Regions from separate parts of the Homo sapiens genome. Here regions 2, 3, 4 and 5 are each linked to region 1. A link is a loop called in an ENCODE intact Hi-C map of the cell type or tissue named here. Cell type or tissue: PC-9. All regions are shown on one strand.

The links. Hi-C counts contacts between places; a loop is a spot of excess contacts. Peaks named below come from ENCODE experiments on the same cell type or tissue, not always from the same donor. Only the 100,000 strongest peaks of a DNase experiment are listed, where the experiment ranks them.
Region 2: a loop joins it to region 1, with 5 times the contacts of the local background. A loop is called at or near these places in 21 of 110 quality-filtered maps.
Region 3: a loop joins it to region 1, with 20 times the contacts of the local background. A loop is called at or near these places in 3 of 110 quality-filtered maps.
Region 4: a loop joins it to region 1, with 5 times the contacts of the local background. A loop is called at or near these places in 3 of 110 quality-filtered maps.
Region 5: it touches region 1 in a loop (10-fold over the local background); 97 of 110 quality-filtered maps call a loop at or near these places.

Annotation. Positions count from the first base shown.
Region 1 is chr12:104,875,016-104,880,015 of GRCh38, forward strand. All of the region lies in intron 6 of SLC41A2 (solute carrier family 41 member 2), which reads right to left. Among named protein-coding and RNA genes, the nearest start is that of SLC41A2, 81 kb to the right of the region's middle. In PC-9, a CTCF peak has its summit at 2,302; no DNase peak of the experiment used is centred here.
Region 2 is chr12:104,669,951-104,674,950 of GRCh38, forward strand. All of the region lies in intron 2 of CHST11 (carbohydrate sulfotransferase 11), which reads left to right. Among named protein-coding and RNA genes, the nearest start is that of MIR3922, 81 kb to the left of the region's middle. RefSeq lists an enhancer at 1,461-2,065. In PC-9, no CTCF peak of the experiment used is centred here; DNase peaks (open chromatin) are centred at 2,031 and 2,781; H3K4me3 peaks cover 1,094 bases; H3K27ac peaks cover 5,000 bases.
Region 3 is chr12:104,358,382-104,363,381 of GRCh38, forward strand. No RefSeq gene overlaps it. Among named protein-coding and RNA genes, the nearest start is that of EID3, 57 kb to the left of the region's middle. In PC-9, CTCF peaks have their summits at 192 (motif pointing left) and 394; DNase peaks (open chromatin) are centred at 200 and 3,100.
Region 4 is chr12:104,586,256-104,591,255 of GRCh38, forward strand. All of the region lies in intron 1 of CHST11 (carbohydrate sulfotransferase 11), which reads left to right. Among named protein-coding and RNA genes, the nearest start is that of MIR3922, 2.9 kb to the right of the region's middle. In PC-9, no CTCF peak of the experiment used is centred here; a DNase peak (open chromatin) is centred at 2,366; H3K4me3 peaks cover 2,743 bases; H3K27ac peaks cover 5,000 bases.
Region 5 is chr12:104,368,996-104,373,995 of GRCh38, forward strand. No RefSeq gene overlaps it. Among named protein-coding and RNA genes, the nearest start is that of EID3, 68 kb to the left of the region's middle. RefSeq lists enhancers at 2,287-3,043, 3,044-3,801, 3,802-4,557. In PC-9, no CTCF peak of the experiment used is centred here; a DNase peak (open chromatin) is centred at 2,546; H3K27ac peaks cover 1,634 bases.

The DNA of each region.
Region 1 (5,000 bases):
ATGTTTAATCATTTTTATTGTAGAGATATTTCACCTCCTTTGTTAAAGTTATTTCTAGATATTTTATTTAACACAGTGTGCTATATTACACTGATTGATCTGTGTATGTTAAACCATACTTGCATCCCTGGGATGAATCCCACTTGGTCATGATGTATAATATTCTTTATGTATTGTTGAATTCAGTTTGCTAGTATTTTATTGAAGATTTTTGCAGCTGTGTTCATCAGAAATATTAGCCTATAGTTTTCATTTATTTTGTTGTCGTTGTTGTTTAGGTCATTTTTGTCTTTGCTTTTGTTTTAGAGATGGGGTCTCACTATGTTGCCCAGGCAGGACTCCAACTCCCAGGCTCAAGTGATCCTCTCACCTCAGCCTCCAGAGTAGCTGGAACTACTGGTATGTGCCACCACACCTCACTAGTTTTGTTTTCTTGTGGTGTCTTTGTCTGGAAAATTGGTATCAGGTGATGGTGACCTTATAAAATGAGTCTGGGCTGGGTGCAGTGGCTCACACCTGTAATCCCAGTAACTCAGGAGGCTGAGGCAGAAGGACTGTTTGAGACTATGAGTTTGACACCAGACTAGACAACATAGTGAGACCCTGTCTCCAACAAAATATTTAAAAATTAGCCAGGCATGGTTATATGCACTTGTAGTTCCTGATACTTGGGAGGCTGAGGTGGGAGGACTGCTTGAGCCAAGGAGTTCAAGGCTGCAGTGAGCTATAATCATGCCACTGCACTCCAGCTTGGGTAACAGAGCAAGACCCCCATCTCTGAAAATAAAACTAAAAATAAAAATAAATGAGTTTGGAAGTATTTCCTCTAGTTCTATGTTTTTGGAAGATAAGGATTGGTACTATTTGAATGTTTGGTAGAATTCAGCCATGAAGCCATTTGGTTCTGGGCTTTTCTTTGTTGGGAGGATTTTAATTACTACTTTAATAACTATTTGTTATTGGTCTGTTCAGGCTTTCTATTTGTTCCTCATTCAATTCTGGCAGGTATATGTTTCTAAGAATTTATCCATTTCCTCTAGGTTATCTAATTTGTTGGCTTAAAATTGTTCAATCGTCTCTAGTGATCTTTTTTATTTCTGAGGTCTCCACTTTTATTTCTGATTTTTTAATTTCAGTCTTCTCTTTTTTTTTCTTAGTCTAGCTAAGGCTTTGTCACTCTTATATGTTAGAAGAGCCAACTAAGTTTTGTTAATGTATTTTTCTATTCTCTATTTGATTTATTTCTGCTCTGGTCTTTATTAACTCCTTCCTTCTGCTAACTTTGGGTTTACTTTATTCTTTTTTTCCTAGTTCCTTGAGGTGTAACATTAGCTTGTTTATTGGAGATCTTTCTTCTTTCTAAATGCAGGTGTTTATCGCTATAAACTTCCCTCTTAGAACTGCTTTTGCTGTGTCCCTTAGGTTTTGGTATGTTGTGTTTCCATTTTCATTTGTCTCAATATATTTTTTTAATTTCCTTTTGGATTTCTTCTTTGACCTCTTGGTTGTTCAGGAGCATGATGTTTAATTTCCACATGTTTTTGAATTTTCCAGTTTTTTTCCTATTATTGATTCCTAGTTTCATACCACTGTGATCATCAAAGATACTTGATATGATTTCAGTCTCTTAAATTTCAATCTTCTCAAAGTCTTCTTTGTTAAGACTTGTTTTGTGGCCTAATATATGATCTATCCTGGATAATGTTCCACGTGCACTTGAAAAGAATGTGTATTCCGCTGCTGTTGGATGGAATGTTTTGTACATATCTGCTAGATTCATTTGGTCTAAAGTGTAGTTCAAGTCCAATGCTTCCTAATTGATTTTCTGTCTGGATGATCTCTCCAGTGTTGAAAGTGGGGTACTGAAGTCCCCTACTACTATTGTCTTACTGTCTATTTCCCCCTTCATATCTGTTAACAATTGATCATATATATATTTAGGTGCTCTGATATTATGTGCATATATATTTACAATTGTTATATCTTCTTGATGAATTGAGACCATAAGACTTTTCTTAATGTCCAGTTCTTTGAGCACTATATAATACATGGCCTCTATAACTAAAGCCTACTGCTATCATAAAATCCTCTTTTTATCTCTAAAGACTGCTAAGTGTTTTCAAAATAGTTCAGGAAATAAACTTGAACTATAAGTTTATCAGGAAATAAACCTGAAGCTTCTCAGCAGGATGAATGGAGTCTTGGAATTTAAATGTGCCTGTTCCTAATCTTTGTATTCAGAATAAAAATATTAGGCATCCAACTGCTGATCTTAGGAGGCCCCCTAGTGCGCACAGAGCAGACACTTTAGCAATCTGAACACAGACACTTTAGAAATACCTTTAACAAATTAACTATGGGATTGATCTGTAACACAAAAAATATATTTTTAGGAGAATCAATGATACAGAAAAAATGTAAAAGACTATTTTAGTTAATTCATCTTGAATTACTTTGAGCCAACTTTCAGAAGACAAAGATTAGAAAATCCTAAGCAATATTTAATAATATTATTTTTCAAAATCATGATCTGTGATAGTAACATTCCATTTTACTTTTTTTATTTCTTGATCCAGTCAAATTATGTATGCATCACTATATAACATTCGAAATACCGAAAGCTTTAGATGGCAACACATTATGATTAAGTCTTTTATAAGGAGAGTTTATCCCTTGTATAATTTAAAAAAATAAAATTTCAGGTGGGGCGTGGTGGCTCACGCCTGTAATCCTAGCACTTTGGGAGGCCGAGGCAGGCAGATTCCCTGAGCTCAGGAGTTTGAGACCAGTCTGGGCAACACAGTGAAACCCCGTCTCTACTAAAAATACAAAAAATTAGCCGGGCATGGTAGCGTGTGCTTGTAGTAGCTGTAGTCCCAGCTACTCAGGAGGCTGAGGCACGACCATCACTTGAACCCCGGAGGCAGAGGTCTCAGTGAGCCAAGATCGTACCACTGCACTCCAGCCTGGATGACAGAGCAAGACTCTGTCTCAAAAAATTAATTAATTAATTAATTAATTAAATAAAATTGTAAAGGTCAGTGTGCATTATTTTCCTCAATAGTTGTTTATCTTCTGGAATCTCATAGTACTTAATTCTGTAACATTATAACAATTGCCATGTTTATCATGATAACATTCTTCAACGGCATTCTCTTTCTTACTTTCTTACCACTGTCTTTAACTGAGGAGATATCTGGTATTTGCAAGCAGCTGAAAAATGTGTTATAAATGACTTAATGGTAATTTAAATATCCAAATCTGCAAATAATATACCTGTATTTTATATATATATATATATATATATATATACATTTTTTAAGTTCTAGGGTACTTGTGCACAACGTGCAGGTTTGTTACATACGTATACATGTGCCATGTTGCTGTGCTGCACCCATTAACTCATCATTAACATTAGGTATTTCTCCCAATGCTATCCCTCCCCCGTCCCCCCACCCCACCACAGGCCCTGGTGTGTGATGTTCTCCACCCTGTCTCCAGGTATTCTCATTGTTCAACTCCCACCTATGAGTGAGAACATGCAGTGTTTGGTTTTCTGTCCATGCAACAGTTTGCTCAGAATGATGGTTTCCAGCTTCATCAATGTCCCTACAAAGGATGTGGGCTCATGCTTTTTTATGGCTGCATAGTATTCCATGGTGTATATGTGCCATATTTTCTTAATCCAGTCTATCATTGTTGGACATTTGGCTTGGTTCCAAGTCTTTGCTATTGTGAAAAGCGCTGCAATAAACATACGTGTGCATATGTCTTTATAGCAGCATGATTTATAATCCTTTGGGTATATACCCAGTAATGGGATCGCTGGGTCAAATGGTATTTCTAGTTCTAGATCCTTGAGGAATCGCCACACTGTCTTCCACAATGGTTGAACTAGTTTACACTCCCACCAACAGTGTAAAAGTGTTCCTATTTCTCCACATCCTCTCCAGCACCTGTTGTTTCCTGACTTTTTAATGACCGCCATTCTAACTGGTGTGAGATGGTATCTCATTGTGGTTTTGATTTGCATTTCTCTGATGGCCAGTGATGATGAGCATTTTTCATGTGTCTGTTGGCTGCATAAATGTTTTCTTTTGAAAAGTGTCTGTTCGTATCCTTCACCCACTTGTTGATGGGGTTGTTTGATTTTTTTCTTGTAAATTTAAGTTCTTTGTAGATTCTGGCTATTAGCCCTTTGTCAGATGGGTAGATTGCAAAAATTTTCTCCCATTCTATAGGTTACCTGATCACTCTGATGGTAGTTTCTTTTGCTGTGCAGAAGCTCTTTAGTTTAATTAGATCCCATTTGTCTATTTTGGCTTTTGTTGCCATTGCTTTTGGTGTTTTAGTCATGAAGTCCTTGCCCATGCCTATGTCCCGAATGGTATTGCCTAGGTTTTCTTCTAGGGTTTTTATGGTTTGAGTCTTTAATCCATCTTGAATTAATTTTTGTATAAGGTGTAAGGAAGGGATCCAGTTTCAGCTTTCTACATATGGCTAGCCAGTTTCCCCAGCATCATTTATTGAATAGGGAATCCTTCTCCCATTTCTTGTTTTTGTCAGGTTTGTCAAAGATCAGATGCTTGTAGATGTGTGGTATTATTTCCGAGGGCTCTATTCTGTTCCATTGGGTTATATCTCTGTTTTGGTACAAGTACTATGCTGTTTTGGTTACTTTAGCCTTGTAGTATAGTTTGAAGTCAGGCAGCATGACGCCTCCAGCTTTGTTCTTTTGGCTTAGGATTGTCTTGGCAATGTGGGCTCTTTTTCGGTTCCATATGAACTTTAAAGTAGTTTTTTCCAATTCTGTGAAGAAAGTCATTGGTAGCTTGATGGGAATGGCATCCCCATCAATTTTCATGATATTGATTCTTCCTATCCATGAGCATGGAATGTTCTTCCATTTCTTTGTGTCCTCTTTTATTTTGTTGAGCAGTGGTTTGTAGTTCTCCTTGAAGAGGTCCTTCACATTCCGTGTAAGTTGGATTCCTAGGTAT
Region 2 (5,000 bases), 210 kb before region 1:
TGTGCTTAGCACATAGAAATTGCTCAACTCAACAAATGTTAGTTTAGAGGAGGCCCTTAATAAATCTAAGTTCCCTTTTCCCCTCTCGCTTTCCTAAAGCTTCACCTAAGCCAACAGCTGGACAGAGGCGGAAGCTTGCCAAGAGAGTCAGAAGAATCTGGACTCCACACCGCCTGCTGCAGGGCCTGCTGGCCTCACAGGGAGAGGGAGGAAGGGGGGTCCACCCTGGCCAGGTGCACTCTGGTGAGAGCAGCCCACAGAGGCCTTGTGGTCTCCCAACTTCCTCAGTCCTTAGGATGCTAACAGGGCTGTAGCAGAGCGAGTCCTCAAAACCAAGGGGCTTCCCCACCACTCTGAATCCACCAGCAATCTCTGCCTCTGCACGGCACCCAGGGCAGGGTGGTCCTTCCCCGCTTTTCTATTCCAGACCGTCCATGAACTGCCTCCATTTCCTCCACCCACCCCCAACATAGCCTCCTTCATGGAGCATATACACATGTGCAAGTGCATATGTTCAGACCCACACACACACACACTCACACTCATACACACTCACACAAACACATCCATACACACATGCACTCACACTTACACACACACTCCCACACATACACACCCACACATGCACTCACACTCATACACACACTCCCACACAAACACATCCATACACACGCACTCACACTCATGCACACTCTCCCACACATACCCACACACACACAAATATACTCTCACACATACCCCTGCATACACACACATCATACATACACACCACATATACACACACACTCCCACACATACCCCTCACATACACAAACCAATACACACCCACACATACACTCTCACACACACCCCACATAAACACACACCCACACATACATTCTCACACACACTCCCACACATACCCCCCACACCTATACATATACACCAACAGAAACACACACATACATACATGCACATACATGCACACTCACACACACACTCTTTTCCAGCTTTGTGTTTCTGCTTCTGCCTTTTCAGTTTCTTTGATTTCCCACATATGGATTTCCTGCCCTGCCTTCTGAGGGTGTTGGGCAGGTGAGAAGCCCTAAGATCATGTTCAGAGCTGAAAACATAATCACCAGATTGGAATACTGGAGATGAGATGGTAGAGAATGGCTAGTTTTAGCTTTTCTCATTAACACGGGGTGGGAGCAGATGACCTTTTCCTTTTAGCTGACAGCTAGTCTGCTGGCCATGGGCACACCCTCCTCCGCAAAGCCTCTTGTGATCTCCAGTCTGACTGGACACGGCTTCTTGCTGCGCCCGTGATCCTAAGCATGGGGTGTGGGTGGTAGGGAAAAGCCTGGAGCAGGGCTGCTTGGTTGAAATCTTGGCTCTGCAAGTTATTTGGTTTTGCTGTGCCTTCATTTCCCCATTTGCAGAGTGGGGTCAGTATTTGCCCTGATTCTTAGGGTTGTTAAGAATATTCGATGAGGAGAGCCACATCAAGTGCTTGGAATGCCTGTCTACTGATCATTACTGTTACCAGCGCGATCATGGTTTTGATCATGGAAGCTCTTAGCCCACTGCACTGTGATCGGTCTAGGAAGTCCTGTCGCTTCCCCCACAGGTTTCGCAGCAAACGGGCCAGGACAGTTATCTCAGGCAGCCTAGAGAACGCCTACAGTGTGAGCAAAGCCACTGTTTAAAGTGAGGTGATACTTTATTCACCAAAGATTCCTTTACTTACAGAAAGTCCCCCTTGAACTTATGATTTGAATTTTAGACATTTTACCCAATCTCTATCTTTCTCTCTCTTTTTCTCTCTCTCTCTGTCTCTCTCTCCTCCCCGCCCCCAGCCCTCTTCTTGCATAATGTGAGAAGAGGCTTTCAACAGCCAAATGGAAACCCCCTTTGTCACCTTGTAGGCGTGTGGCATTGGGACACTGAAGTTAGCAAATCGGCCAGTGACTCATCAGTTTCCTCTCCATAACTGGGGTGTGGTTGGGGGATGGGGCAAAACTGGCACTTGGCAGGAGGCCTTGGCACAGTTCCCAGGCAGCATTCCTTCTGACCCGTCAGTGACCATGTCCTACCCATTAAGGAATATTGTAATGATCAGCCCTGGAGGAAGGAGCATTAAGATTTCTGCTCTGACTTCAGATGTTTTGATACAATTTGGGTAGCTCGAGTTCTCCATCCCTGACAATGAAAATGCCCAGGAATGTCAGGGAAGCGCGTTTTCTGGAAACCTACCTCCCTGAGACCTGTCTGGCCTGCACAGGGGGGTGGACCGTGTGGGAGAGAGGGGATTGTCCCTCTCTCCCCAAGGTCAGCTCTGGCTTGCGGAGTAATGGCTCGTGTGAGTGATGTGTGTGCAGGACTCCATTAGGGGCCCGGCTGTCCAGCTGTCTTGTGGCAAGTGTCTTTGCAGAGAGGGGCGAAAGGAGCAGATAGCTCCAGAAATGGAGAATAAAGAGACCATTGCTTTCTGCTTTCTGGCAAATTCTGCCAAAATACTGCAGAGAATGAAAAACTTTGAAGGAAAACCCCTTTATCAGCTATCCCATGCCTTGTGGCCATTGATTCCACGAGCAGGTGTTTCTGAGAGCTGGAAGCTGGCCTGGCCCTGGCCTCTTTCAGGAATAGAACATGTGAGGATGGTTGGCTTCACCACCTCCAAAGGGACCTCGGGAGGAGTAACCTCCCAATGGGGCAAGATTACTCACCATGACGGGCAGCTCAGTGCATGGCAACAAGCGTATGCTCTGCTGGGCAGCCTTCTTGGCTGGAAAACTGGCTCGTGATTCTGACTGTGACTCTCCCTCCTACACTTTCCAAGCCAAGAGCCTCCCCCAGATTTCACATGCCTCCCGCATGGCACCTCTGTTCTCCTGCTGCCACCACTCAGACACCCAGGCGTGAGGATTACTCTGAAACCCTGATGCTTGGCCATACCTGCCCCACCATTTCTGAGGCTGCCATAATGAATCACCACAGACCAGGTGGCTTAAAACAACAGAAATGTATTCTTTCCCAGTTCTGGAGGCCAGAAGTCCAAAATCAAGGTGTCAGCAAAGCTGTACTCCCTCTGGAGACTCTAAGGGAAGATTTATTATTTGCCTCTCCCAGTTGCCAAACTCCTTGGCTTGGGGCCCCATCTCTCTGCTCCATGTACACGTTGCTGCCCCCTCTTCTGTCTTCTTTTTTGTCTCTTATAAAGACACGTCATTAATATTTAGGGCCTACCCACACACTCCAGGATAATCTCAAGATCCTTAGCTTAATCACATCTGCAAAGACCGTTTATCCAGAGAAGGTCACATTCCCAGATTCTGGGAATTTGGATGTGGACCTATCTTTTGGGGAGGTACCATTCAGCCTACTGTACCTGTTAATGGAATGGTTTGTTACATGGATTAACACTGACTTGAGGCTTTCTAGGGTGAGCCTAGAGCATTTTCTCAAAAATACACATGTGGTGACACCTATTTTTAGCTATTTGACTTGGACAAGTAACTTACCCTCTTTGGGCCTCAGTTTCTTCACCTGTAAAATGGGAATGATAATAGTACCTACCCATAGGTTTGTTATGAGCATTAAATGAGTTCATGTAAGTACAGTGCTTCGAGTGCTATCTGGCAATTAGCAAAGCACTCCATAAATATCAACCATTCTTATGGTGATTATCATCATGGCATCATAATCATCATTGGAAGCTACCCCAGGCAATGAGACTGTCCTAGACAACTCATTTAACATGTAGCACAGCACATTCACAAACCGTTTGTTTCGACTTTTCGACCTACTTAAAATCACTTGGAATTTGTTGCCGTGTGACCTTGGGCAAGTTCCTTAACCTCTCTGAGTCTGGCAGAACATTCCCTGGAAGGGCTGCTGAAAGATTAAATGTGGTCAGCCTCGTGACACATGTTCTGCATCAATCCACGTTGGCTGAGCAGTGAGAAGGCAGCATGTTACAGTCTTGCCTCTCCACAGACGTTGGTGGCATCTTTCTTCCCTGCCCGTGTCTTTATGGCTGCTCGGTTTTCCTCTGCTGTCAGCTCTCCCGGCCTCTGTTGAATGGCCTGCACTTAGTTTTAGTCGATTTCCTCCCCTGAGTCTGATTTCTCTGCAGTTTCCAGCACAGATAAGGCTGTACATTTCAGACTGCGGTCCCAGAGCAGGATTTTTTTGCTGGCTTCTTTGGGGAGGATGTTTGTTAATACAGAATCAAACCTTAGCTGTTCTGCTAGTAAAAGATTTCCAGGTAGATTCTAACTTTGTGTGTTTAAAACTCTTAGCTGTTCATTAAAATGCTGCCTTGTTTCTCTCAGTGGTCTGTCAGAGTGATCCGAACCAGATCACTAATTCTACGACAACCAGTGTTTCTATAATGATAACCACCCTGCCATAGCACTTACTCTGTGCCAGGCATTGTTGTAAGGACTTTATACTTAATCCTTGCATCCTAACGAGGAAGGTGCTGTTACAATCCACATTTTAGAGATGAACAAACAAACAAGGCCCAAGAAACAAAAAGTGTTCAGTAACTTCTTGTCCAGTATCACCCAGTTTATAAGTGGTGAAGCTGGGATTCAAACCCAGGCCCTCTTGAGTCCAGCAGCTCTGCTCTGAGCCACCACCCAGGACTGTCCCTCATTAAATGCCTGAATAATTTCGAAGAGTCAGAGTTCCATAAATGTTTATAGAATTAATTGAATATTGAATGGCTTTTCCTGTTAACGGAGGAATCTCAGTCAGTCTTTGCTAACGGATTAGACTTTTTTTTTTCAGCCCCTGCCTTGAGACAAGTGTAGATTTTTCTCTCACTGGTTTTGCAGTTCTATATCTAGGATATAATGCCCTTGTCTTCTTGCCTGTGTATGGTATAAAAAGGATGGTCTTTCAAACCCAGATACTGTGTAACCTGGGCAAGTCACGTAACCTCTCTGAGCCTCACTTTTCAGGGGTTAATAACATTTAACGCATTAAATGTGCTAATGTATGTAAAGTGTCGG
Region 3 (5,000 bases), 520 kb before region 1:
TCAAGTGATCCACCCGCCTCAGCCTCCCAAAGTGCTGGGATTATAGGCATGAGCCACTGCGCCCGGCCCTACACCCACTTTTTAGATGAAAAAAGGGAAGTTCAGAGTCAGTCACTTGCCCAGGCTCACACTGTGTGGCTTCTGTGGCATGGGGTGACTCCAAAGCAAAAGAGAAGGTGTGCCTCCTAGTGTCCATCCCTGTGAACAGCAGGCTTCCACTTTGGTGTTCAGTTTTACTGGAACACACTTTGTTTATGGGCTTGAGTGAATAAGGTCACATAGCTAAAAAATTTTATAGGGCTTGCAAATCAAGGGGGATGGGCAAACAGTTTAGCAGATAATTCTGGGAAAACTTGTTTGCTATGTGTGTAGCTATAAAACTGGATCCCTACCTAACACTGGATGACAAAGACAGACTTGAAACATATTGAAGACCTAAATGTATGTGGTACAGCCGTAAAATTTATATGGTACATATAGGAAAATACCTCTGTGACCTAGAGGTGGGTGAGGGTTTCTTAAACCATGGTCTCAAGCACAAACCAAAAGGCAAAGCACTGATGTGCCAGTTGCCCCAGAAGTTCTGATTCACGAAGACCATCATGGAAAAAGTTTAATAGAGAGATGACCATGTGGGAAGGGACTGTTCTGTGTCTGAAACTGATAAGGAATTTAGACCCAGGTGACTTCAAGGAACTCTGGCGAATCAACAAGAAGACAGGAACCACAAAAGAAAATGGGCAAAGGACATTGAACTGCTTATTCACCAAAGATAAAACCCAAAAGTCAACCAGGATAGGAGAGCTGTACAAACTTGCGAGTCATTAAGAAAGGCAAATTAAAATAATGAGAGATTGCTTTACAGCCATCAGATTTGCACACATCAGAAAGCTGGTTAATGCCAAATGATGAGCTAGGCGAGGGGACCGTCAGGCCCTGCTGGTTGGAGAGGAGACTGTTTGCTGCTCAGTGTTTAGACCTCAAGCACTGTGTAGCCCATGACCCAGCAATACGGCTCTTGGCTCTCAACCCCAGAGAAATTCTGTGTATCCCCAAGGTAACGTGCACGAAGACACCCGTTATGGCACCGTGTGCAGTGTGGGGAAATTGAACTCCATCCTGATGACCCTCACTGGGGAATAGATGAGTAGGCTGCGGCAGATGCAAGATGATGGAGCGGTACTTGGGGAGTACTCATGACATGGGTAGAGGCGAGTGGAAAGAAAAAGAGACCGAGCCCCCTATAACCGCTTCTGTGTACTAAAAATGTATGCCCATGAAACCATGGTACATGTTTTACGAGCAGAATAGCACACATGCACCGCATGAGAGGGGCCGTCTATGGAGAGGGAAATAGGAAGTGAATGGAAATAAAGAGGTGTTGAAGAGAAAGAGCACTGACCCAGGCAGGCTTTCCTACAAGCAGTGGTTACAAGCCCAGCCCCTGCAGCAGGGTAACTTAGCCCCCAGTACCTCTGTTTTCTTAGCATAAAATAGAGATAATAATTGTGCTCACCTCCCAGAGTTGCTGTGAGGATCAAGTTAACACACACATGAAGTGCTTAGAATAGTGTGGCTGGCACAAAGGGGGTGCTAGGTGTATAAGGGTGTTCACAGTGCTTATATTAGTGAAAAATGAAAAATAATTGAAATATCCAACTGTGGGAGACAGTTTATCCAAATGATTGGAAAGATCTAATTGTTCTTCTGTCCTTCTTCCCTTTGTCTTTTTGGTAGTACAACCTCCCCCCGCCCCCCCCCCAACCTCTACACATACATAGATTTTAGCAATGTGCTTGGGCACCTAGCTATGTACTGAATTTCCCAGCCTCCATGATACTAAGTTGCTCTGTGGTTAAGCTCTGGGATAGAATGGATGTGAAAGTGTTATGTTCCGTGTAAGAAAAACACTTGCTCTCCACTTTCTCTTTCCCCTGCATCTGTGAATGACCTGACACCCACTGGAGGGCTGGAGGCCAGCCATGAGCAAGCAGATGAGTCAAGAAGCAAGCAGATGCTGAGCAACAAGTTGGAAGGAACCAGGGCCCTGATGACCCACACCCTGTAGCATCCTCCACCCCCACCTCCATCTGCTGGGTGGGAAAGAACAAACGTCTTACGTAGACTACTCTTTGAAGACACTGAATTTTGGGTCTCTGACATAGCTGCTTAGTCTGTACTCCAACTAATATAGCCATTTAAATCTTGTTTTTCAGAAAGTAGTTAATGATATGAGAAAAAAGCTTATAGTGTATACCTCAGTGGAAAAAAATTGGTATATAAAAACTAGATTTTTTTAGGGCAGCGAAACTACTCTGTGTGATACTCCAATGGGGGATCCATGTCATTACACATTTGCGCAAACGCATAGAATGTGCAGCACCAGGAGTGGCCCCTAATGTAAACTCTGGACTTTGGGTGATAGTGATGTATCAGTGTAGGTTTGTCAATTGTAACAAATAGACCACTTTGATAGGTGAAGTTGATAGTGGGGGAGGCTGTGCATGTATGTGGGCAGGGAGTATATAGAAGTCTCCGTACCTTCTGCTCAGTATTGCTGTGGTCTTAAAACTTCTCTAAAAAAGAAAGTCTATTTTAAAAACTACATAGGTGTCTACCAAATGTATAAGACTCACATTTTTTCTGTGGTGTGGCCTCAGCCTTCTCAAGGCTTGCTGAGAAGCAAGGCACACATTTATTTGAAGGTAGTGCCTGGAACTTGGAGCTTTTATCTCCCAGTGAACATCTCTCTGCCAGATGCTCGGGTAGGTTTCTCCAAAGTTCAACTGGGTAGGAGAGTCACATGATCCTTCCAACCAATGAATGAGCAGGAATCCAGTGGCTTTAGGAAAATCAAACCTGTTATTATGTAAGTGACGATCAGTGGTATATACAGTGACTATTTGTGGCAGTTGCATGCATTTCTGAGTGTGTTTTTATTTTGCCCTTTTGAAATTAATCTCAGAATTGTTCTGTGCCATGGTAAAGTTGTCTCATCATTTTGGAATTCAACACAGCTCCTAAAGCTGTTGATAAGAATTGTACGTGCTTCTGAGTTATGTGGGCTGATTTCGACGGTCTGCTTATGAGGTAGGAGGTGGGACTCTATTCTAGAGGCAGGGCTCAAACTCCAGACCAGATTGGAGACTGGCTGAAACAGGGGAGGGGCAAAAGCACCTCTCCATATGACACACCCACCAGTGCCATGCCAGTTTACCATTGCCATGGCAACACCTGGAAGTTACCATTCCTTTTCTAGAAATTTCTGAATAACCTGCCTCTTAATTTGCATGTAATAAAAAGTGGGTATAAATATGACTGCAGAACGACCTCTGAGCTTCTACTCTGAGCACACTGCCTGTGGGGTAGCCTGCTCTGTGGGAGCAGACATGGAGCTGTAACATTGCTGCCTCAGTAAAGCTGTTTTCTTCTACCACTGGCTTGCTCTTGAATTCTTTCCTGAGTGAAGCCAAGAACCTTCCTGGGCTAAGCCCCAATTTCAGGGCTTGCCTGTCCTGCCTCACACACTCTCCTGAAATCTGAATTTAGTTATAGAGAGTGATATGTGACTCTCTGTAAACTTTGTTCATTAGATTCATGAGGTGTTGTATCTGAGAACGATATCATTAATTGTATTTATAATGAAATTCATTCATGCATAAGTGTTCATGTTTTATGCATAACTATTAAATGCTGCTGCTGGAGAGATCAGTGCTGTGCTGAGACAGGGAGTTTTGAGTCACTGCTTTGTTTCTGCAGCTTCTCCTCTCCTTTACTGAGGCTCACACCCTGGGCTCACAGGCACACACGTATGTGTGTTGTACACACCTGCACCCACGCCCCCCATGCAGCATGGGGAGGGACGGCATCCAGGTGATACGTTCTTTCTGGATGCAAATACACATCAGTTATGACCTGACCTGAACCGCCATTCCCTTGGATGTAGCAATAGAGACAGAGAGGCCCCAAACGCTTCTGAGCCTTTTTGGTCAGGGTCTCTGCCTCCAACTGGGTCTTTCTGTCCTTCCTAGGTGAAGAAGGGAAATTGTCAGGGGCTGCTCTTAAGCAGGGGGCCTGGATCTAAACGGAAGACCTTCCAACCTCCCCCACTGCGGAGAGCAGAACTGGGAGCAGATGCCCGTGGGCTTCGCAGCTCTTGGTCTGTGTCATCACGTGCCTCGGTCATACATTTTGTCATCACTGTATTTACTAACACTGCACATCAAAGCGATTCCTACTTCTTTTAAATGGAAACACATTTATTTTAAAAGACACCCATAGATTGAAACCATAAATGGAAACCAGTCTGATTTGCCATACAGACTAATTTTTAAAATAAATGCAAAAACACCTATTTCTGTAGCTTGCATACGCATAAGGTATTTCTGGAAGGACATAGAAGAGGTGCATAGTGATTACCTGTGGGGAGAAGAACCCACGGCTAGGGGCAGGGGTGGGGCCCACTTTTAAGGAACATTCCTGTGTATTTCCATTTATACTTTTTTTGGCTTTTGGAATTCAATCAAAACAAAGAATTTGGGGAAGAAAAGATGTGAAAACAAAACATTGGCATTAGATTCTGGCCAGACGCTGTTGCCAGCTGAAGTTGCTAAACCTGAGGCTTCTCTCTGCTGCGGAGCATTCGTCAGCAGAGGGAGATGGTAAAGGGGCTTTCGCATCCAGTTGAGGTAACAGAAAAGCTGACAGCTCGTGAGGGACTCTTTCCCACCCTGCGATGGTGCTATTCATGCCGTCTCAGTTTCCATCTTCAGTTGCCCTCTCTCCCAGGTCTCCGACTCAGGGTTTCCCCCACGAGGCCACCATTGCTCCAGGAACAGAAGTTGGAACTGAAAGCAGTCTTAGAGGCCTCCAGCCAAATATTCCTCACCTGGTTCGCTCACTCCCAAAGGGGTCCCCTGTGAAGCCTCTGAAACCTTATGCAAAATCCTGTGCTCAAGTATATTTTCCAGGGAGATGGTGGCTGATCTCTATCAGAGCTC
Region 4 (5,000 bases), 290 kb before region 1:
CCTGGGTAGGCTCAGGGTTTGCCCAGGTGCTCTTGAGATGGACAAAGAATGGGCGAAAATCCCTTGGGCTTTTAAAAGGTTGTGTGGCCGGGAGGGACTGGAGCCCTGGGCGAGATGCCTGCCTGAGTGAGGTGGGGTTGCTGGGCACAGTCAGACTGTGTGAAGACTGTGTGAGTGTGAGATTATCCTGGGCAGAACTAAACAGCTTTCTGGACTCAAGGGGAGGAGGCAGGTTTGGAGTTAATGCCCCGCCATGCTTGAGTAGCTTAAATAAAGGTTACCTGGACTATTTCCTTTCTCCAGCAGCTACGTTACTCTGTCTCTGAAGCCATGGGGGAACCCCAGAGGCAGACATCAGCGTGTCCAGGTTGTAAAATCAGACTTGGAGCGCCAGGCAGGGAAGAAAGCACTTCGGCATGTTTTCTGCCTCACTGCAAAATAAATGTATAAGCATTCCAGGGAAACTGCAGGGAGAGGGGAACATTCTTCAGCAGGCAAGGAAGGATAAATGCAAAGTAAACGTATAAGGCTTATAATTACTCATTTGAAGTGTGTAAAATGTAATTAATATGATCTGTGTTGCAGTGCTGTCTCTCTTGTTTTATTTAAGTGAACATAAAATGTAATTTATGAGGACTTCCCCAGGTTAACTGCCAATATCAATTCCTTGAACTGCGTTTTTTCCACAGCGTCTTAAGTTTCTCAGCAATAAAGTTCTTCTACTACTGTGGGGGTTTTCAGGGACAATTTATGCTGAGGTTTGGGGTAGGGGCTGGTTCTCCTTTACCCCAGACACTCACACCCTCCGCCCCTTAGGCCAGCCTGAAGATGCCAATTCCTATCAGTTATCTTCTCTGTTAATGTGAGGTCTTTTTCATGTCACTGTGATGACAGTGGTATACAGAAAAGGCTTCTAATAAAATTAAACTCACAAATCTAGGAAGCTACCTTTAAATTTCGAATCTTACTCTTCTATTCATAAGCCTTCAACAGATACATTTAGGGTGGCCTTTAATTAATATTTGGTCCTTTAACACACTTAATCTTCTGATAACAATTTAAATTGCATCTAAAATGTCATCTATTTACAGTTATTTTTGAATACTTCATTTGCCCAATTAATGAACAAGCATTTATTTATTCATTTGTTTATTTATTTTGAGATAGGGTCTCAAGCGGTTGCCCAGACTAGAGTGCAGTGGCAGGATCATGGCTCACTGCAGCCTCAACCTCCTGGGCTCAAGCTGTCCTCCCACTTCAGCCTCCCCAGTGGCTGGGACTACAGGCGTGCACCACCACACCTTGGTGGTGTTTGTATTTTTTGTAGAGATGGGGTTTTGTCCTGTTGCCCAGGCAGGTCTCGAACACCTGGGCTCAAGCAATCCACCCGCCTTAGCCTTCCAAAGTGCTGGGATTACATGTGTTCACCATCCTGCCCGGCTCAAGTATTTACATAATAGAAATCTAATGCCTCAAACTTAGAAATATGGTGAATCTTAAGATTTATTTATTTATTTATTTATTTATTTATTTATTTATTGTTTCAGACTCTTCAATTCGTTAGAGATTAAGTTTGTTTTTTGTTTTTTGTTTTTTTTTTTTGAGATGGAGTCTCACTCTGTCACCCGGGCTGGAGGAGATTAGGTTTTTTAAAATGCTCTAGTATTATATATAAACTTAGATTTCAGCTTAAAATTTCAAATCAAATAAATTGTTCAATTAAGTCTTTCATATTGTATTGCAATGTAGATCTATTCAAAGAGGCCAAAATCTTGAAAATATTAATATTATGGGTTGATTCTTAAACATCTCTATACTTATTTTAAAAACAGTTTTATTGAAATACTATTTACATGTAAAATTCACCCACTTTAAGTGTAGAATTCAATGAATTTTAGCATATTTATAGAGCCGTACAGCATCCCCGCAGTCTAATTTTAGAACATTTCCATCACCCTAGAAAGAAACTCTGTGTCTATTTATTGTCACTTGCCATCCCCACCCCTGGCCTTAGGCAATTGCTGGTCTACTTTCTGTGTCTATGTACTTACCAGTTCTGGACATTTTTTGCACTTCATTTGCAATCATCCTAGGTTTTTAAGAAAACAATTTTGGCATCTCAAACAATATTGGGGTCACCTTCTCAAGCCACTTTTCGGGTTACAGCCTCAGAAGGCTGAAGCTGCTTTCTTCAGAACTGAGCTCTGCTCTGAGTGGGTTCCTGCAGCCTATGACCCAGACTTGAGTCACAGACTGGCTCATTCCAATGTCTTGCCGCCAAAGACCAGACCCACCCAGGTGGCTTCCTTATGTCTTGATTCCTTCCTTGCCTGCCTCGGGCTCACAAACAGCTTTAAGACTTAGTTAAGTGAGAGCTGACTGAAGTCCATCCCGGTGATGTTTGACCTAAGGTCACTGTTCTAAAGTTCTGTACATGACAGCCATGCTCCATTGCCCACCTGCCATCCTTACAGCACCAACTTGGAGGCCACCAGCCAACCTGCTCACCAGCAGCCTCTGGGCTCCGCCTCAGGGTGTTGCTCCACGTCCCAGCAAAACAGCTTAAAAAGCAAAACCGCAGCCAGGAGTTGCATAGATACCTGAACACCCGTGTTCATAGCAGCATGAGTCACGGTGGCCAGAAGGTGGAAGCAACCCTAATGCCCATCAGTGGATGAATGAATAGTGGTATGTATGATGGGATATTATTCAGAATAATAATATGTCAGAATAACGAAATTCTCATACATCCTACAGCATGGATGGACTTAGAAAACATTACGCTAAGTGAAAAAAGCCAGACACAAAAGGACAGACACTGTATGATCCTACTTGTATGAAGTACTTAGAATATTCTAATTCAGCTGGGTTTGGTGGCTCACATCTGTAATTCCAGCACTTTGGGAGGCCGAGGTGGGTGGATTGCTTGAGTCCAGGAATTCAAGGCAAGCCTGGGCAACATGGCGAAACCCATCTCTATAAAAAAAATTCAAAAATTAGTCAATGATGGTGGCCTGTGTCTGTAGTCCCAGCTACTCTGAAGGTTGAGGTGGGAGGATTGCTTGAGACTGGAAGGCAGAGGTTGCAGTGAGCCAAGATTGTACCACTGCACTCCAGCCTGAGTGACACAGCAAGATCTTGTCTCAAAAAAAAAAAAAAAAAAATTCAAATTCATAGAGACAGGAAATAGAATGGGGGTTACCAGGGACAAGAGAGACGGGAATGGGGAGTTGTTATTTAATAAGTACAAAGTGATGTATAGTTGGTGATAGTTGCACAAGAATGTGAATGTACTTAATGCCACTGACCTGGACACCTGAAAGTGGTCAAAATGGTAAATTTTATGTTATGTGTATTTTATCACAATAACAAAAAAGCAAAACTGCAGTTGTATTATTTCTTGCCTTGAAGAACTTATTCAAGGGTTCTGGTTTGACTACAGAATCAAATGAATGCTTTTTCGGTTTGGCCTCAAATCCTTTTCTGGGATGACTTAAAGTTCCCAGCACTTTGGGAGGCTGAGGCAGGCGGATCACCTGAGGTCAGGAGTTCAAGACCAGCGTGGTCAACATGGTGAAACCCCGTCTCTACGAAAATACAAAAATTAGCTGGGCGTGGTGGCACATGCCTGTAATCCCAGCTACTCGGGAGGCTGAGGCAGGAGAATTGCTTGAATCCGGGAGGAGGAGGCTGCAGTGAGCCAAGATGGCGCCACTGCACTCCAGCCTGGGCAACAAAGCGAGACTCTGTCTCAAAATTAAATAAATAAATAAATAAATAAATGAAGATGCCTCACCCTAGCTGGCCCGTCCCTTGGCTATTAGGTGCCGCATGACCCTTGTAAGTACCTACACCCAGGCCCCTGGCCTCGTTGGCCCCATCTGGCACAGTTTCTCCCCCTCCTCTTCTCCAGATGGCCTGCACGTGCGCTGTCTATGTGCGCACCTGTTCCTCATGTCTAGCTGATCCAGCATCCCCAGACTCTTCCAAGATACAAATCCCCTGGGGTGCTCATCAAGCTTGAAGCTTCCCAGGCCCCTTTGTAGGAGAATCTGATTCAGAAGGGCTGGGAATATATGTTTTTTAAATAAGTACCTCGGATGACTCTTATCAGGAAAGTTTAGAAGACCTTGGACTGGGGTGACTGTATTTCAAAACGGTTTAGTTTCCTGTCTTTTGGGAAAGGCACTTCCATTCATTCATTTATTCATTCAGCCCTGAATTTAGGCCCCTTTTAGGAACCGAGGATATTGTGATAGACAAGACAGTCCAAGTCCTTTTGCTCATGAAACTTAGGGTCTCGTGGTGGCAACAGACAACAGCCAATAAAGCATTTAAGATAAAAAGACAGGAGAGAATCAATGCCTTGAAGAAGCATATGGCAGGCGGGGCGCAGTGGCTCATGCCTGTAATCCCAGCACTTTGGGAGACTGAGGCGGGCAGATCACTTGAAGCCAGGAGTTCAAGACCAGCCTGGCCAACATGGTGAAACCCTGTGTACTTAAAAATGCCAAAAATTAGCTGGACATGGTGGCACACGCCTGTAATCCCAGCTACTTGGGAGGCTGAGGCACAAGAATTGCTCGAACATGGGAGGTGGGGGTTGCAGTGAGCCAATATCGCACCACTTTACTCCAGCCTGGGTGAGAGAACGAGACCCTGTCTTAAAAAAAAAAAAGAATATAGCAAAGAATGGGAGGAACAGGAGAGAGAGGAAGTGAGGCCATGGGAGACAGTGTGTCCAGGGAAGCTCTCTCTGGGGACCTGATGATGCGGTCAGAGGGCAGAGTAAAGAAGAGAACAGTTGTTGGTGTTGGGAGAGGGACTCCAGGCTGACAGAGCAGTGAGTGCAAAGGCCCTGAGGCTCATGCTTGGTTTTTTGGAGAAAGAGCAAGATGACCAGTATGGTGGAGGAGGGGCAGAGGCAGGCGGGGCTATATCATGGGGGGCCTCTGGGCCGTGGAAAGACTTTGGATTTTGTTCTAAGATGGTGGCAGGTC
Region 5 (5,000 bases), 510 kb before region 1:
GGGATAAGAATCCAGAAAACCACCCTGCCCAGCATGCAGAAGGGAGTTAATGGAGAAGTCTTGCTGGGTCGGCCTGTAAGGGATGAGTCCACACAAGCATTTACACAGGCAGAAGGAGGGCAAGGTCATTACATCCCTTTTGGACACAGTAAATGTCCAGTTGTCCTTTTCCCTGCCACTGTATAGTAAGATGGTGGTCAGGACCTGGGGGTGCCAATGACTGATCTCAACCATACCTCTAAGCTGAGAAGGGAAAGGTCACTGATTATTACTTAAGCCAGACTTAAAGAACAGTCCCAAAGCTTCTGACAGCCAAGACAATGTCCTCTTCGCTTTCAATGACAAAGGCCCAACTGAGTAACATATGAACATTGAGGGAGCCAACTGCACACAGACACTTGGACCACTGACCCAGGGAAACTCCTTAACTGCTTGAATGAAGTACCAGTCATTCATGGTCAATAGATTCTTCTGCTGCATGGAATTTCTGCTGGGCTGGTGGAGGCAGCTGAGAAATAATGGGGAGAGGCCAGGACAAAGCATGGAAAAACTTCAGTTACGTTTTGTTGGTTAACAATGGGACCTTCAACAAGACACTCATTGGCTTGGGTCTCACTTTCTTCATCTGAATAATGGAGATAATAACACCTAAGTAGGCACGTTCCTGGCTTTAAGTAACAAACACCCACTAACAGGGGCTTAAACAAATATATGTTCATTTTTCTGACATAAGGAGTCGCAGCCAGTTGGGTGTGGACATTGGAGAAGCATCTCAGTAATGTCAGAGGTTTTGGATCTGCTTCTTTGCAATTTTCTCATTCTTTCCCTCATGGTCACAAAATGGCTGCTGTAGTTCCAGCCATCAAGTCTGTATTTAGTAAGGCAGTAAGAAGAGGGGGTGAAAGATAGGACTGCCTCTCTACCCTTTACACAGCCATCCTGGTGTTGCCTGACACACTTTTGCTTTTAACTCATTGGCCAGATCTCTGTCCTGGGCCATCCCTAGCTGCAAGGGAAGCTGACAAAGTGAGTTTTAGCTTTTCTTTTCTTTTTTTTTGAGACAGAGTCTCACTCTGTTGCCCAAGCTGGAGTGCAGTGGCGTGATCTCAGCTCACTGCAAGCTCCGCCTCCTGGGTTCATGCCATTCCCCTGCCTCAGCCTCCCGAATAGCTGGGACTACAGGCGTGTGCCACCTCACCCAGCTAATTTTTTGTGTTTTTAGTAGAGACGGGGTTTCACCATGTTAGCCAGGATGGTCTTGATCTCCTGACCTCGTGATCCGCCTGCCTTGGCCTCCCAAAGTGCTGGGATTACAGGCGTGAGCCACTGCGCCTGGCCGAGTTTTAGCTTTTCTAATCTATAGAGCACATGAAGAGTGTCTATCTCAGCATATAAAGCAGAGACTCCACTAGGCAGTGAAGGAAGGTAGGCAAAATGGATGTGTGTTTCATATCTGTGCCCCACACCCCATCCAGGGTCCGTCTCTCCCCAGCAGTTGTCATAAGGACTCATTATCATTTAGCCATCATGCAGAATATCAGAGCTGCCAAAAGGGAAAGCAAAGTGAATCGTCCTAAAGCAGCCTGCTTTTTCTTTTTTCTTTTTCTTTTCTTTTCTTTTTTTTTTCCTATTTGGAAGGTTTGGATTTGAAGTAAATCATCATTAAGCAGTCTAAGTATTTCCTTTATTTATTTATTTATTTGTTTATTTATTTATTGAGACAGGATCTCACTCTGCCATCCAGGCTCAAATGCAGTGGTGCAATCTAGGCTCACTGCAGACTCAGCCTCCTCAGCTCAAGTGATCCTCCCACCTCGGCCTCCTAAGTAGCTGGGGCTGCAGGCACACACCACCACACTGGCTAATTTTTGTATTTTTTTGTAGAGAGAGGGTTTCACCACATTGCCCAGGCTGGTCTTGAACTCCTGGGCTCAGGTGATCCTCCTGCTTCAGCCTCCCAAAGTGCTGGGATTACAGGCATGAGCCACCACACATTTTGCTTTTTAAAGCATTTACTTTAAAAATCTCACCTCTTTCAATCCTCGTTCTGTTCATTGTTTGCTCCAAGTTCGAGGGGCCTGTCAGTTCTTCCTGCAAATAAAATCAGTGAACAACCCTGTAGGTACACTTCAAGGTATACAGGGGAGCAGAGAATGCCGCCTGGGTAGGGGCGAGTGTTACTTCAGCGGCAGGGAAAGCCTCTGTCAATATTTGCGAGGAAGAGACGTCTCCAGAAGTAAGAAAGGCCACATTATGGAAATGGCATGTTTTATGCAGGGAGACACTTGAGAATCAGGGAGAGTCAATAAAGGGGCTAAGAAGGGTCAAGAACTTGGGTTTGAGAATAAGGCGAGTCTACTAGTTGAGAAGGAGAATAAGGCTTCGGTAAGCCAGCCCCACCTGCCACCTTGCCACCCCTTTTTAGGAAATAAGGGACAGTTGCCAGGGGCTGTTTTGTGACATAATCTAGAGGTATTTATGCCAAAAGGACTGACGGAAATACCACCACTGCCAACCACGACAGCATCCTGGTTCCCTAAACGGATGGGCTTCTTTGTTTTCCTTTGTCACAAGGAATTAGAGGAATGTGGCTACACCCGCAGCTTCTAACACCAGCTAGCCTGGGTTCACATCCTGGATGAATCACTTACTGTGTAACCTCAGGCATATTGTTTAACCTCTCTGTGCCTCAGCATCCTCAGCTGGAAAATGGGGGTGGCAATAGCAGCACCTCCCTTGTGTGGTTGTCAGGACAAAATAAGTTAACTCAGGGAAGTAAGGAAAGTTAATTAGTAAATAAGTTAACTCTGGGTAAGTAAGGTATCGAGGACGGGGGCTGGCCTCTAGAACGTGCTGTGTTAGTGTTGGTGATTCTTACGTGTGAACCAGCAGCAGATGGAAGGTCTGGCCGTTGAGGGATGCTACTTTTTTCCTGACGATGACTATGAACGTCTTGTGTGGTCTAAGACAGCAGTCCTTTTTGGCATCAGGGACCGGTTTCATGGAGGACGATTTTTTCCACGGTCGGGGGGTGAGGGGGGTCAGGATGGTTTTGGGATGAAACTGTTCCACCTCAGATCATCAGACATTAGTTGGATTCTCATAAGCAGTACACAACTTAGATCCCTCGCATGCCCAGTTCACGATAAGGTTCATGGTCCCATGAGAATCTAATGCCACCACTGATCTGACAGGAGGCGGGGCTCAGACGATGATGCCAGGGATAAGGGGCGGCTGTAAATACAGATGAAGCTTCGCTCACTTGCCCGCAGTGACTCGCCCCACTTCCTGCTGTGGGGCCCAGTTCCTAACAGGCCACAGAGCGGATGAGTACCGGTCCACAGCCCAGAGGCTGGGGACCCCTTGTCTCAGAGACATCTTGAGAACCTCTTTATTTCCTCTTTGTTAATGCAAGAAGTGGTTTTGAAAGCAATTCATGCATTTTCAGGAAAGAAGGCAAAAGAGACTAGGGAAGGGGGTGGGGAAGGCTTACCAGGTGCTGTATACACGACAAAGCAGAAAGGCTGGGAACTACAACTCTGGAGTCAGACACATTTTGGGTTGAACTCAGTCACTGCCCATTAGCATAGTGATCCTGGAGAAGTCATCTACCCTCATGTGTGAAGGAGAAACAATGAATGCTCCTGGACCCTAGAGCTGCTCAGAGGATCCAATAGAGCAAAGATGTCAAAAGGCCAGCGCCATGCCTGGCACAGAGGAAGGATTCAATCAGTTAATTCAGCCATGCTGAAGCCACCATGATGTGACAGAAAATCAGCTTGCAGCTGGGGGAGCGGGATTTGCCTCCTGATCATCTGCCCCGGAATCCACCACCTTCCTGAATGGCAGTCCCAGCAGCGCCAGGGTGGAAGCAGATGCTGGCTGAGGAGAGAATCCTGCCCTTCCCCGTCCAGCCACTTCCAGCCGTCTCCCAGCCCCTGGGTGCTGCACGGGCAGTACCAAGACTTCCCTGGCCCGGAAGGACCTCTGACAAGGCCCTGGAAGCCCAGCAGGGCCAGGCTGGGCTTTGAGAGGAGATGAGTGTTAGGAGTGCGTGTCAGGTGGGGGAAGGGAGCTGTAAGCAGCAGAGACTGGCCAACCTTGCCCATGAGCTTTAGGTCTCCATCTATGTGTCCATGCAGAAGGGCCCCCAGAGGAGAGCAGCATCCCGGCCTCTGTCAGGAGAGGAGAGAGTTACCCGATTTAAGGAGCTCAGGAGAAAGAGTGAGTGTGCTCAGCTCATCCCTCCCCTGTGGGAGCCAGCTCCCACCAAGGGTGAAGAGGGTCAGGCCCTGGGGTTGGGGGTGGATGGAGGTCTGCAGAGGTCCCCCAGCAGCCCCTGTGAAGGATGGGCAAATTCGTTTGTGCACTGCAGTCTTGGCAGCCTTGCACATTGTCCCCAGCTTCCCGTTCCCCAGCCTACCTCTTTTTTTTTTTGTTTTTGAGACAGGGTCTCACTCTGTCGCCCAGGCTGGAGTGCAGTGGCGCTGTCTCGGCTCACTGCAAGCTCCGCCTCCCGGGTTCACACCGTTCTCCTGCCTCAGCCTCCCGAGTAGCTGGGACTACAGGCGCCCGCCACCATGCCCGGCTAATTTTTTTGAGTTTTTAGTAGAAATGAGGTTTCACCGTGTTAGCCAGGATGGTCTCGATCTCCTGACCTCATGATCTGCCCGCCTTGGCCTCCCAAAGTGCTGGGATTACAGGCATGAGCCACCACGCCCGGCCTCATCCCCAGCCTACCTCTTGTAAAAATGAGCTGCCACTTTGCTGTCCATCCCTGGGACCCTGGCAGGCTCCATGAGTAGGCAAGAGAGGGGTGTGGTTCACCAGCCCCACCTCCAACAATGTCGGGAAACTCTGTGTTCCATCTCCTCCTGAAGCTGGCAGCCCTCAGTGTATACTTTCTCAGCTGCAAATGCTACCATTTTAAACTCAGAGGATTTTAAAAAATATATTTGAGCCTCACACAGGAAGACCCAAAAATTATTAAAATATAGAAC